2 separate regions of the Homo sapiens genome follow, and region 2 is linked to region 1. A link is a loop called in an ENCODE intact Hi-C map of the cell type or tissue named here. Cell type or tissue: adrenal gland. All regions are shown on one strand. Each heading gives the region's core, and the rest is flanking DNA. Links, peaks and the distances in the headings are about the cores only. Region 1 holds the start of MIR5092 (microRNA 5092). Region 2 overlaps HEG1 (heart development protein with EGF like domains 1).

What was found. Hi-C counts contacts between places; a loop is a spot of excess contacts. Peaks named below come from ENCODE experiments on the same cell type or tissue, not always from the same donor. Only the 100,000 strongest peaks of a DNase experiment are listed, where the experiment ranks them.
Region 2: it touches region 1 in a loop (2.0-fold over the local background); 34 of 110 quality-filtered maps call a loop at or near these places.

Annotation. Positions count from the first base shown.
Region 1 is chr3:125,148,066-125,153,442 of GRCh38, reverse strand. The region is part of intron 5 of SLC12A8 (solute carrier family 12 member 8); the gene reads left to right. MIR5092 (microRNA 5092) reads left to right here and starts at 1,891; the gene lies at 1,891-1,978. RefSeq lists enhancers at 4,123-4,192, 4,213-4,402, 4,513-4,602. In adrenal gland, for the core only: a CTCF peak has its summit at 2,717 (motif pointing left); no DNase peak of the experiment used is centred there.
Region 2 is chr3:125,001,106-125,006,433 of GRCh38, reverse strand. It overlaps HEG1 (heart development protein with EGF like domains 1), which reads left to right. Exons shown (of 17, transcript NM_020733.2): 9 at 1,066-1,169; 10 at 4,119-4,177; 11 at 4,422-4,582. Among named protein-coding and RNA genes, the nearest start is that of HEG1, 52 kb to the left of the region's middle. RefSeq lists an enhancer at 3,904-5,103. In adrenal gland, for the core only: no CTCF peak of the experiment used is centred there; a DNase peak (open chromatin) is centred at 2,752; H3K27ac peaks cover 2,486 bases.

The DNA of each region.
Region 1 (5,377 bases), core at 85-5,084:
TGAAAGTAACAAAACAAGGCATCAGATATAGCAGAAAGAAGCACTGGTGGTAGCTGAGAGAGTTTGATAGGCAGCTACAGAAAATCCCCATACCTTGGATGTTGATGGCACGCGGTGCTGAGTAGGAAATGCAGAGGTCATTGTTTTTCAGGCTGTAAAAACCTCAAGCACAGGAATCCCATATTATTGCCGTTTTATCCTGGCATCTTGGAAAGTACCGGGCACATGGTTGGCTCTCGGTTGCACTTTGCTGAGTGACTGACTGGGAAACACACCAGAGTGGATCAGCATCCAGTGAGGCAGATGGATGGACACAGTCCTAGGAAACGTAATCTGCGCAGCTTGTGAAAGTGTGATGAGAGTTGCAGGAGAATGGAGTTGATGGAACAGATTGTCAGAGCACTGTCTCCAAAGAAGAGGAGTGGCAGGGTGGACGGAGCGCCTGGCTGCACACACACCTGTTCCGCCTCCCTTTCTTTCTTCCTCCCATCCTCCCACCCTATAGGTAGTCATCAAAGCCTACGGGGTGCCAGGAGGTAGGCTTTGGGATACAGCGGAGAATAGGATAGCGATGGTCCCTGCCCTCATGAAACAGGGAATCCATGTCAGCAATATATGCTTTTCTGATTAATGCTATCAGAACACATGCTTCTTGTTAGCCGTGTGGCTGTGGGCAAGTCACCGAAACCCTTTGAGTTTGTCCATCTGTCTAATGGAAAGAAATACCCTCCTGGAAGAGTGTTTTTTAAAGGATTAGAAATAATATGTCCAAAGTAGTTATTTTTTCTTTGAGTTTGGGGGGAGGGGTGGTTCCTTCTCTCTCTCCCCCTGCCAACTGTTTTCTAGAAAATCAGCACTTACTGGATATTGTAGAGAATAATTTTGGGGTTTTATTATTTTGAAGACGGTTTCTTCTGTTAAACTTCTTCCTGCATCCTCTTGAACTGGCAGAAATAAAAATGCTAGACTTTTAAAGATATGACACTCTAGAATCCTGATTGCTAAAAATGAAAAGCATTCTAAAGTAAATAAAATAACAAATTCAAACAGTAAATCTGTAATGACCGAATGAGCACCATTTTAAACTCACACGTACCAGAGGTGATCGTGGTATGAGGAATGAGCATGGTACATTCTGAAGCTCCTGAAGTAATCAAGGGACTTCTGTTATGGCCTAAAGCAAACAAACAGCCACCATACAAACCTATATACATTTCTATTTCTTTTCCCTCAAATTTCTACTTGAAGCAAAAGGAAAGTCACTTCTTGCTTTCTCTGCCCCAGTAACTGTGGGTGGCAGCCAGTTTTTGGAGCAGTTCTGGAGCAATTACTCTGCAATCCCAAATTCCTAGTGTATGAACAAATCTGCTCAGACATTATCAGGGAAGAAATACTGGAACCTGGATTTTAGTCCTGGCTCTGCCACTTTCTCAATCCTTGACCTTGGGGAAATCACCTAAGCGTCAGTTTCCTCCTCTAGAAAATAGAGAATAATAATATCTGCCTCACAGATTATTTAGAGATTAAATGATGTAATAAAACGTATTTCCTCAATTCCAAGTCACCATCAATTTTAATTCACACCAAATTTTCAGGTGGAAAAAAGCCTTACATTAAGTCCTCATGTTGCTTGTAAGACATCCAAATTTCAGAAAATCAAAATGTTTTTAAAAAGTTATACTCAAAATGAGCAACTACTATAAATACGATTGCCTTGGCAAAGGAAGATTCTAAATAAACGTAAGACAGTCTTGTTATCGTGGTCATCCTCCCTGGGCGGAGGATCTGCAATCTGTGCCTGGGTTTCCCTGTCGCCACCACTCTGCTAAGCAGCCGGAAGCAGGGCTGCCCCTTCAGCATTTCTCTTGAGACCTACCGCACCCCCTCACAATCCCAGATCAGATGCCAAAGCCAGTGGGGACTGGACAACATGATGAGCCCAAACCAATCCACGCTGAGCTTGGCATCTGATTTGGGATTCTCCACCTTGCAGAGAATCGGAAAGTATCTCCACAATTTCTTTTGGACCGAGCTGTTCTTCCCTTTCCATGAGTTTCTTTTACACCTGACCTAGAGCCTCTCAACCATTTTTATGTCACTGCACAGCCAGAAAATGATAATATTTGTACAGCACTCCAGGGAAAAGGGAGGAACAGTTGGGCCAAGAGGCCAATGACTTCACCATCTGGAACCCATTCAGGGCATTCCAGCGTGGCCCACCTTCTCCAATTAGCCTCCTCAATGAAAAAGAAAGAGGGGGAGGAAGAGGAAGAGAAAAGAAGAAGAAAACCCTGGTAATGTTCACTGTTTTTTGCTTTAGAATTATAAGGGCACTTTAGTTTTTCGAAGCGTCTTTATGATAATGGTCTGGTATAGTGATCAAAATACCCTTGGGCTTGAAGTGCCATAAACAAACAAGTTGTGATACTTGCGTGTGTATCAGAATCCCTGAGGAAACTTGGTGTGTGTGTGTGAGCGCGTTTCCTAATAGCCTGAGGCCCGGGAATCTGGATTGTAAGAAGTGCTCCAGGTAGTTTTTTATCATGATTTTTAAGTCAGCTCTGGGAACTACTGTCTTCGAGGCCCTTGGAAGGTTTCTCCTGGCACTCTACCTTTCATGTTCTGCATTGCTCATTCTATTTTCCCCTGTAAAGGTAGCCTTTTTGATGCAGTAGTCCAAACCTCGTCTTGCGGTGCCCTTGTATATGTGCTCAGTCCTACCCCCTAGTGTACAAGAATCGCACTGCAAGGAGTAGATAATCAGCTGACCTGTGGGACCAGAAGCTCAGCCTCTCAGGCTTGCAATGTTCTCTGAGAACAGTGTGTCTCAGCGTTTGGTTTGGAGATTTCCTGTATCGGAATTATCTAGAAACTCATTAGAAAAACAGTCTGATCCATACTCTCAAATTTTGGACTAGTAATCTACATTTTAGGTAAGCATACTGGAAATTCTTATGTACATTCAGATTTGGAAACTACTACGTATATGGGATTTACTAATCCTATTGATCTGTAAAGGGTTAATTTGACTCACACATTGTTACCTGTCTTTGACAGGCCCCTTACTGCGAAATAACCATCCATGTACACAATGGACCCCTTGGAGTAACCAGCCTTGCTTCCAATATGACTGTTGGGGTAGTAACCAGGAGAAGGTGCTTAGGCCCTAAATTCTGTCACTGAAGCCAATGGTATGATTAAAGCTCAATGTGAAGACTTGAATACAACACATCCCACCCTCATTTTAGTTTCATCTGGCAATTGAGGTGTTTTTGCTTTGGCCATTATGGGTCTCCCAATCAGAGTGGAGCTTCTAGAATAAGTATTTTTAACATAGAGTCCTTGAGCCCCTGAAGTTGCATGCAAAATTGTATGTAAATAAGTGTATTTTTCTAGGACAGGGTTCAGAACTACTGCCAGATTCTCAAAGGCATTCTTGACCTGAAGGGGGAAAGATTAAGGATTAGAACAGAGGTACTTTTCAGGGTTAGAACAGTGAAGAATTATAAACAAAGGCTCATGTCCAGGTAAGGATTTCTGAGCCTCTGCAGACCAAGCCTGACCAATTGTCCAGCATTCCCCAAAATCCACCTGCTCTCCCTCCTCTTTTCTTTGTGCCTCATCCTTTCTTCCTTTATGCTTTTCTCTCTCTGTTTTTTCTCCCCAATCCTTTTGTCTCTCTTTTTCCCCTCTGCCCCCACTTTGCCATCTCCCCATCCCTCCTCACCTTCCATTTCTTCTCTTTCTCTCCCTTCCTGGCCTGAATAGGAAGCAAAGCATGTTCTTTGACTTGTTCTACCTGTTGAATATTTTCAATATTCCACTTATTTTATGTTGGTGGTTCTTGTTTGTAAAATTATGTGAGTTGCACATTTAATATTTCTCTGGCTAGATGAGAAACTAATGCTTTAGGCATCCTTGTTCCTTGATTGTTTGGATCCAGCCCTTGTTAGAAGGCTTTCTGTGGGCAGTGGTCCCCATCACCCCTGGCCAGCAGCAGGCATGCCTTAGGCCTCCCTCTTGTTCTGAGATTGATTCTGATGAAGAAAAACTGACTGACCAGAATCCCAGACCCCTGGCTCTGAGCCCCTACCCTGATCCCAAAACCCAGCTGTCTCTACTGGATTATTCTCATTTGCTGGCTTTGGCTTGGGGATCAGAGAAAGGAGCCATGGGCTGAAGAGGCCGTGGGACCTGGTCAAGTTTGCAGAAGGAAGTGCGAGCGAGCGCTGCCCAGCTTCGACCCCCGAGTCTGCTCCCACTCTGTGACTCTGTGAGCAGGAGGGATGGGCTGGCCCGACTCCCTGGCTGGGCGTTCCGGGTATGGATGCCTGCCACATGCAGTCACCAGCTGGGGAGGGCCCTTCCACACTTCTGAGCCTCGCCCGCCTCAGCCCTGAGCAGCTGGGAGTTCCGAGGAAGCGATGGGTGACCGCTGAGGGGTGGGCCGACACATCCTGCCTGTGCCCCCCCGCTGCTGGTTTGTGTTCCTCTCACTGCACGTGGCAGGTGTCCCCTGGCTGTGGGGAATTTGCAGATTACTCTCCATGTGACTGTAGAAGCGTCCCTGAAGGCACTTCTGGCTTCACCATTTTGGGGGTACCTCCTGGGGTAGGAGGCAGGATGGTGGGTCTGTATAAAGCACAAAGTGGGATATGTGCCCTCAAGTCACTCACATTTGGGTGGGGAGCAAGGCAGCCAGCTACAGACCCAGAGAACAAGGCAGGAAGTCCTGGGCTGACAGTGGGCATGCAGAGAGTGGGCTCTGTGGTGCGAGCAGCCTGTGAGTGCTGGCCGAGGGTTGGGGGTGGGAGTGAACCCAGAGGTGGAGCTGGCAGGAGAGTGCCGCCTCCTGAGGCTGGCAGGAGATGATGCCCCAAATTGCAAATTTGAAAGTTAAATAATATACAAAGGACCCACGTGGGCCCCCCACCCCACTCTTCTCCCCACTACCCTCACTCCAGGGCCCAGACAAGGCCAGTGCTAGAGCTTCCAGGCCTGCTCGCAATCCAACTTACATGTCCCTCTTGCCTGGATCTTCATGCTCCCTGGGGACTGAGGCATGCACCTTCATCTTCAGGGACGTGTTTTGAAGAAATATTGAGGCCTCTGCCACAGGGTTGACCTAACCCCAACACATAGGTGCCCACACCCCAGGCCAGCACTAGGCAATGGGGCAGCCTCTAGACATCTCCCTGGGGATTGCATTTGCCTTTAAATCTCTGGGCCCCATAGCGAGTTGGCAAGTGGCTGTCCTTGTTGGCCTAATGTGAAAGATTGCATCACATATACTACAGTTGTCAGAGACATGGCTTTGGAGTCAGACCTCCAGGTTCAAGCTCCAGCTCAGCTATAATTTGCTGCATAGAATTGGTCA
Region 2 (5,328 bases), core at 1-5,000, 150 kb after region 1:
CCGGAGGGAAAGATAAGCATTTAATATAAAGGAAGATAAGAGCCAGCAATAAAACACACCATACTAAATTTTGGTTGCCTGCCCATTTGTAAGTCCCGTTCCCCTCAGGCTCAATCAGCACAAATTGATGTTAACTGGAATTTTATTTTATGAGTGAAATGGGCCTTGAAAATGAGGCTGCTTTTTTTCATTTCCGAACCCAACAGTGTCTTGAATATGGGCTGTTTTCATTATGTGGCTTATAATCATGGAGTCGGCAGCCCCATGGAGTATAGCCCCACGACACATGCTTGGCACCTTTCTTTCTCTCAAGTCCCTTGGGTGTCCTTAGGATATCAGATTCCTCAGGGCACAGAGGTTATAGGGGAAAGGAGAGCTTTGAAGATGGACACGCATACGCTCCAATGCCAGTGGTGGCCCTTGGGAGCCTGGGTGAGCTTTCTTAGGAAGTTGCCTGACCTCTGGAAGCCCCCTTTATCAATGATAAAATGGGAATTTCCTCTGACCAAGAGGAATGGGGTTTGGATGGGTGTGGCTCTAAGGACAAGAGGAAACTGAAGCACCCCCTTGAAGTGGTGGGCATGACTCAGTTGGAGACCTCAGAGGACGAGAGCTTTCCTCTGTCGAAAGCCTGATGAGGCCTGAGGAGCATTTTTAGTGTCTAACACATCTCCCTCCCTCCTCCTAGGATGACATTGTTTAGACCTGTTCATCTTTCTTCTTTGTAGCAGCTTTCTTGGGCATCTATTGTGCGGGAGGCCATCCTAGGGACATTGCTAAGGCTCCTCCTCTTAGCAGCCTTGCACATACAAAAAAGGCTCTTTGGAGTTTCTCTCTCTCTCAAAAGTTTGCTCAATCTAAGCCTTCAGCACAGTCCAGTAGATGCTCACTTTGCTAGAGAAAAATCTAGAAGAGGGAGAGGGAGTCTTCACCCATAAGGAGAAAGAAATGCAGAGATTGTCCTGTGAGGTGGAGTAAAGCCGGACACCCCAGAGATGTGCAAACACACAGCCTTGCATAGGTTCTTCTGTTGTGTAATCTAACAAGTTACATTTTCATTTTCAGTTAGAACCTTCGTGACAGAGTTTAAATTAAAGAGAACTTTTCTTAATACAACTGTGGAAAAACATTCAGACCTACAAGAAGTTGAAAATGAGATCACCAAAACGGTAAGTGTCCTGAATGGCATCTTTCTACTCGTCTTTTGTTTCCTAGAACAGATTTTATTCCAAGAGGGGACTGCCTAGCGGTCAGCTGTGTCTCCTGGGCTCTTCACTTTTGTTATATTTGGAAGGGAAACTTCTTGGTTAAAGAAAAAGCCTTTCAGAAATGGAAGTGAGGTATTTGTGCCCAGTAGAAGAGTTTCTTCAAATGTGTCCTCATGCACAGTCTTTATCTGCACCTTTGTGTTTCTTTTCCATGTGCAAACTCATAGTTACAGACATGCTGATGACAGGCATCAGCAGGAGCTGTTGGTGAGGAGGAAAGACCCAGAAAAATCTTACGGTCCCATCTGCTGTTAACAGGCTGTGTGACTTTCCTCTTGTATTTTGGAACTTAGGGAAATGATACTCTTTTTCCTCAAAGGAATGCCAAAGGTGCAGCAGTTAATCCTGATGTCCTAGGGTTTGAGAACTCACTGTATAGATGACCGAGGGGTCTTTGATTCTGCTTCTTTCCCTCTTTGCCCGCTTTTTATCAGAATTTTTTTTTTTTTAAAGAAAAATGCCATCCTGGGCAGCATGGCAAGACCCTGTCTCTACAAAAAAGACAAAAGTTAGCTAGGGTTGGTGGCGTGCACGTGTGGTCCCAGCTACTCAGGAGGCTGAGGTGGGAAGATTACATGAGCCCCAGAGGTTGAGGCTGTGGTGAGCCGTGATCGAACAACTGCACTCCAGCCTGGGTGACAGAGTGAGACCCTGTCTCAAAAACAAAAGAAACCCCCCAAAACAGAAACAACTAAAAAGGAAAATGGAGAGGAAGAAAGAAGACAGGAAAATGAAGCTCATATAATAAACTTTGCTTCTCAACTGCTATCTGAGTCAGAGATTTGACTCATCTATACAGTGAGTTCTTAAACTCTAGGTTCAGAAAATTGAAATTTGCCATTAAAAAACTTTAGAGATGAATTGATTTCCAATCTCAATGTTACTTGTTCTTTGTGGATAAGAGTTAGTATATTAGCTAGGAATTATACATTTCTACAGGACTTTGGACTTTATCTGTGTAAAATACGGATCTAGTTCTATTTCTCTATCTCCTGAGCATTCACTTCATGATAGGGACGATGTCAGATGGCGCACTCCTGTAACAGGCATTGCCAGCACATCTGCAGATAGAACCCCGGGAGGTCTGGAAGTGAATGACATTGCCTGAGTCCACGCAGAGCAGGTGCAAAGTTGGGGAACAGTCCACTAAACCACCATCACTACTGATACCAATTTCAAGTTCAGGCATCCCCAAGATCGCCCTCAGTTTCAATAATTCACTAGAGGAGTCACAGAGCTTACTAAAAGCGATTATATTAACAGCTACGGTTTATTACAGTGAAAGTCAACAGCTTAAAATCAGCCAAGGAAAGAGATGCACGGGGCAGAGAGTCCGGGAGAGTTCCAAAGGCAGAGCTTCCAGCTGTCGTCCCGCTGAGGAGTCATGCACAGTGTTAACTCCTCCTGGCAACAGTGTGTCCAGTATGCAGGGAGTACTGCCAACCACGGAAGCTCTCCAGAGCCTTGACTGGGGCTTTGTCATGTGGCTGACCTCAATCTCCAGCCCCTCTAGAGGTTGAGCTGATACCATGTTACCCAACCCCACCATAAATCACATTGTTGGACTCTCTGGCATGGCCCAGCACCCCCAGGTAAACAAAGAAGTTTTTATTAGACAGCACATTCCAAGGGCTTAGAGATGGCCTCCCAGGATCCAAGAGCAAAGGCCTGACTTCCCTGGGGCCAAGGTTAAATTCTTTACTACACAGCAGAATTTTATGTCTACTAATCCTATACTTGTCCCTTCGCCACAGCTGCCTGTTGGTCGTGCTGCAGGTGGATATCTCCTGCTAAGATAATACAGGGATTTAGAACCCTTTGCAGAAGTGCAGTCCTTTGCATTACGTGGCGCTCAGTGACTTATTTGACTTGCTATTTTTTGCCCAGTATCAATGTATAATTTACTGGTGATGTAACATACCTGTCCCCAAGAAAGAGTGAAGATTAATCCATCATTGGCTGAGGAAGCCACTCAAATGTTCTTTCCCGAGGTGTTCTGTTTACCAAACCTGGAAAAACAGGTTAATAATAAAACAACAATAATAAATCATTGCTATTAGGCTATACACTGATGTCATAGAAAGGGTTTGATAATGTCCCATGTTTGCCTCCATCTTCTGCAGAGTGGCATGTATCTGATACATGGGCCTTGAACACAGGTGGATCTGCACTGGGCCCAGTACTGAGACCCTCCACTCCGGGAAAGGAGTCTCGATAGCTCCTATTGTGCAGGGTAGCAGGGAAGCAGGCCTGATATTTCATGCTGTAGAGGGATTTTCTGCCGTCTCCAAGGGCACAAGGCAAACATAGGGAGAGTAGCTCTTAATTTGCTCTCAACAAAGGGGCTCTTGACCCACATAATGTAATTTCTCACGGAGAGCCTTTTTGAAGAAGACCTGTCTTTGAGTTAGGTCAACTCATTGTAGATTATGAGGCGTCTATGTAGGGCCTGTCAGACCTAGAGTAGCTGAAAGGAGCCTTTCCAGTGCAGCTCGTTCACTATGCAGAGTCCAAATAAACAGTTGCCTCTGAGTTGTTTGAAACCCTGGGCCTTAAAAGAGAGCTGCTTCTTTGAAGATGTTTTGCATCCAAGGGTGCTATTCTGAACATCATTTCCTGCCAAGATTTTCCCCACTGATTTACTCTCTGCCTCTTTCTCTTTGTACTCATGGAACAACAGAAAGGCATTTAAGAGGGGAACAAAAAAAGGACACCACTTCTGTGCAAAGCCGCGTGCTGATAACTTGATGGCTGGAAAATGCCTGTTTTATCCTGAAAATAGGAAACTGGTTCTAGGTCCAAGGCTTTTGTCTAACTCACTGTTAACGACAGGCTTGTTCTTCCTTTCAGTTAAATATGTGTTTTTCAGCGTTACCTAGTTACATCCGATCTACAGTTCACGCCTCTAGGTAAGTAACAGAATTATATTTGCTTGTGAACTAGTCTGTACAAAGGGGAGGCTGTTCTAACATGGGTGATAGCAACAAAACCGGGCTGTTTTCACCCAGCCATGGGGCAATCCAGGGCCAAGGTCACTGACCTTCATGCTCTCCCATCCCGTCACTGGTGAATGGCGATGACATTCATTTCCAAAAGCCTTGGGACCCACGTGTCATTTCAGGGCTGTTAAAAACCCACAAACTTTGCCTATAGGGAGTCCAACGCGGTGGTGATCTCACTGCAAACAACCTTTTCCCTGGCCTCCAATGTGACGCTATTTGACCTGGCTGATAGGATGCAGAAATGTGTCAACTCCTGCAAGTCCTCTGCTGAGGTCTGCCAGCTCTTGGGATCTCAGAGGCGGATCTTTAGAGGTAAGAGGGCAGCCCTCTGGGAGGATCCTACCCATATAGTTAGGCACAGACCTAAGATGGAAATGCAAGGCATCCAGGGCTCAGGCCCAGGAAAGGCCCTCACAGAGCCTATTTTTGGCATGGGTGTTAAGTCAAAGACCTTTGTGCACATGCATCTTCTTTTATGTGTGCATGCATGTACAAACATGCACACACACACCCAGAGTCCTGTACACAAGCCTTGAAGACACCTGGTCCTTGGCATGCAGCTCCTTCTGTTTATTTTATCCAGTGTTGATGTGGGAGGGGGAGGGGCATAGGAGCTGATGTGACAAAGCAGAAATCACTCTTTTTCCACTGAAAAGTTCCTGCTCTCTTTGGGGAAACAGAATGTACATGCTTGTCAATGACCCAAAAAAACCTTCATCTGGCCAGAGGCAGTGGCTCACACCTGTAATCCCAGTACTATGGGAGGCTGAGGTACCCTTAAGCCCAGGAGTTCGAGGCTGCAATGAGCTATGATTGCACCACTGCACCCCAGCCTGGGCCACAGAGTGAGACCCTGCCTCAAAAAACAGAATAAACAACCACCACCAAAACCTTCATCATGATACATTATTAGGTTAAAAAAAAAAAAAGCATGTGCAGTATTACCCATCCTTTGTGTTTGTTTGTTTGCACATTATAAATGCACAGAAACAAAACCAGAAGAATGGAGGCCAGAATGCCCACAGTGGCGCCATAAACAATTATTTTCCTTTTCTCAT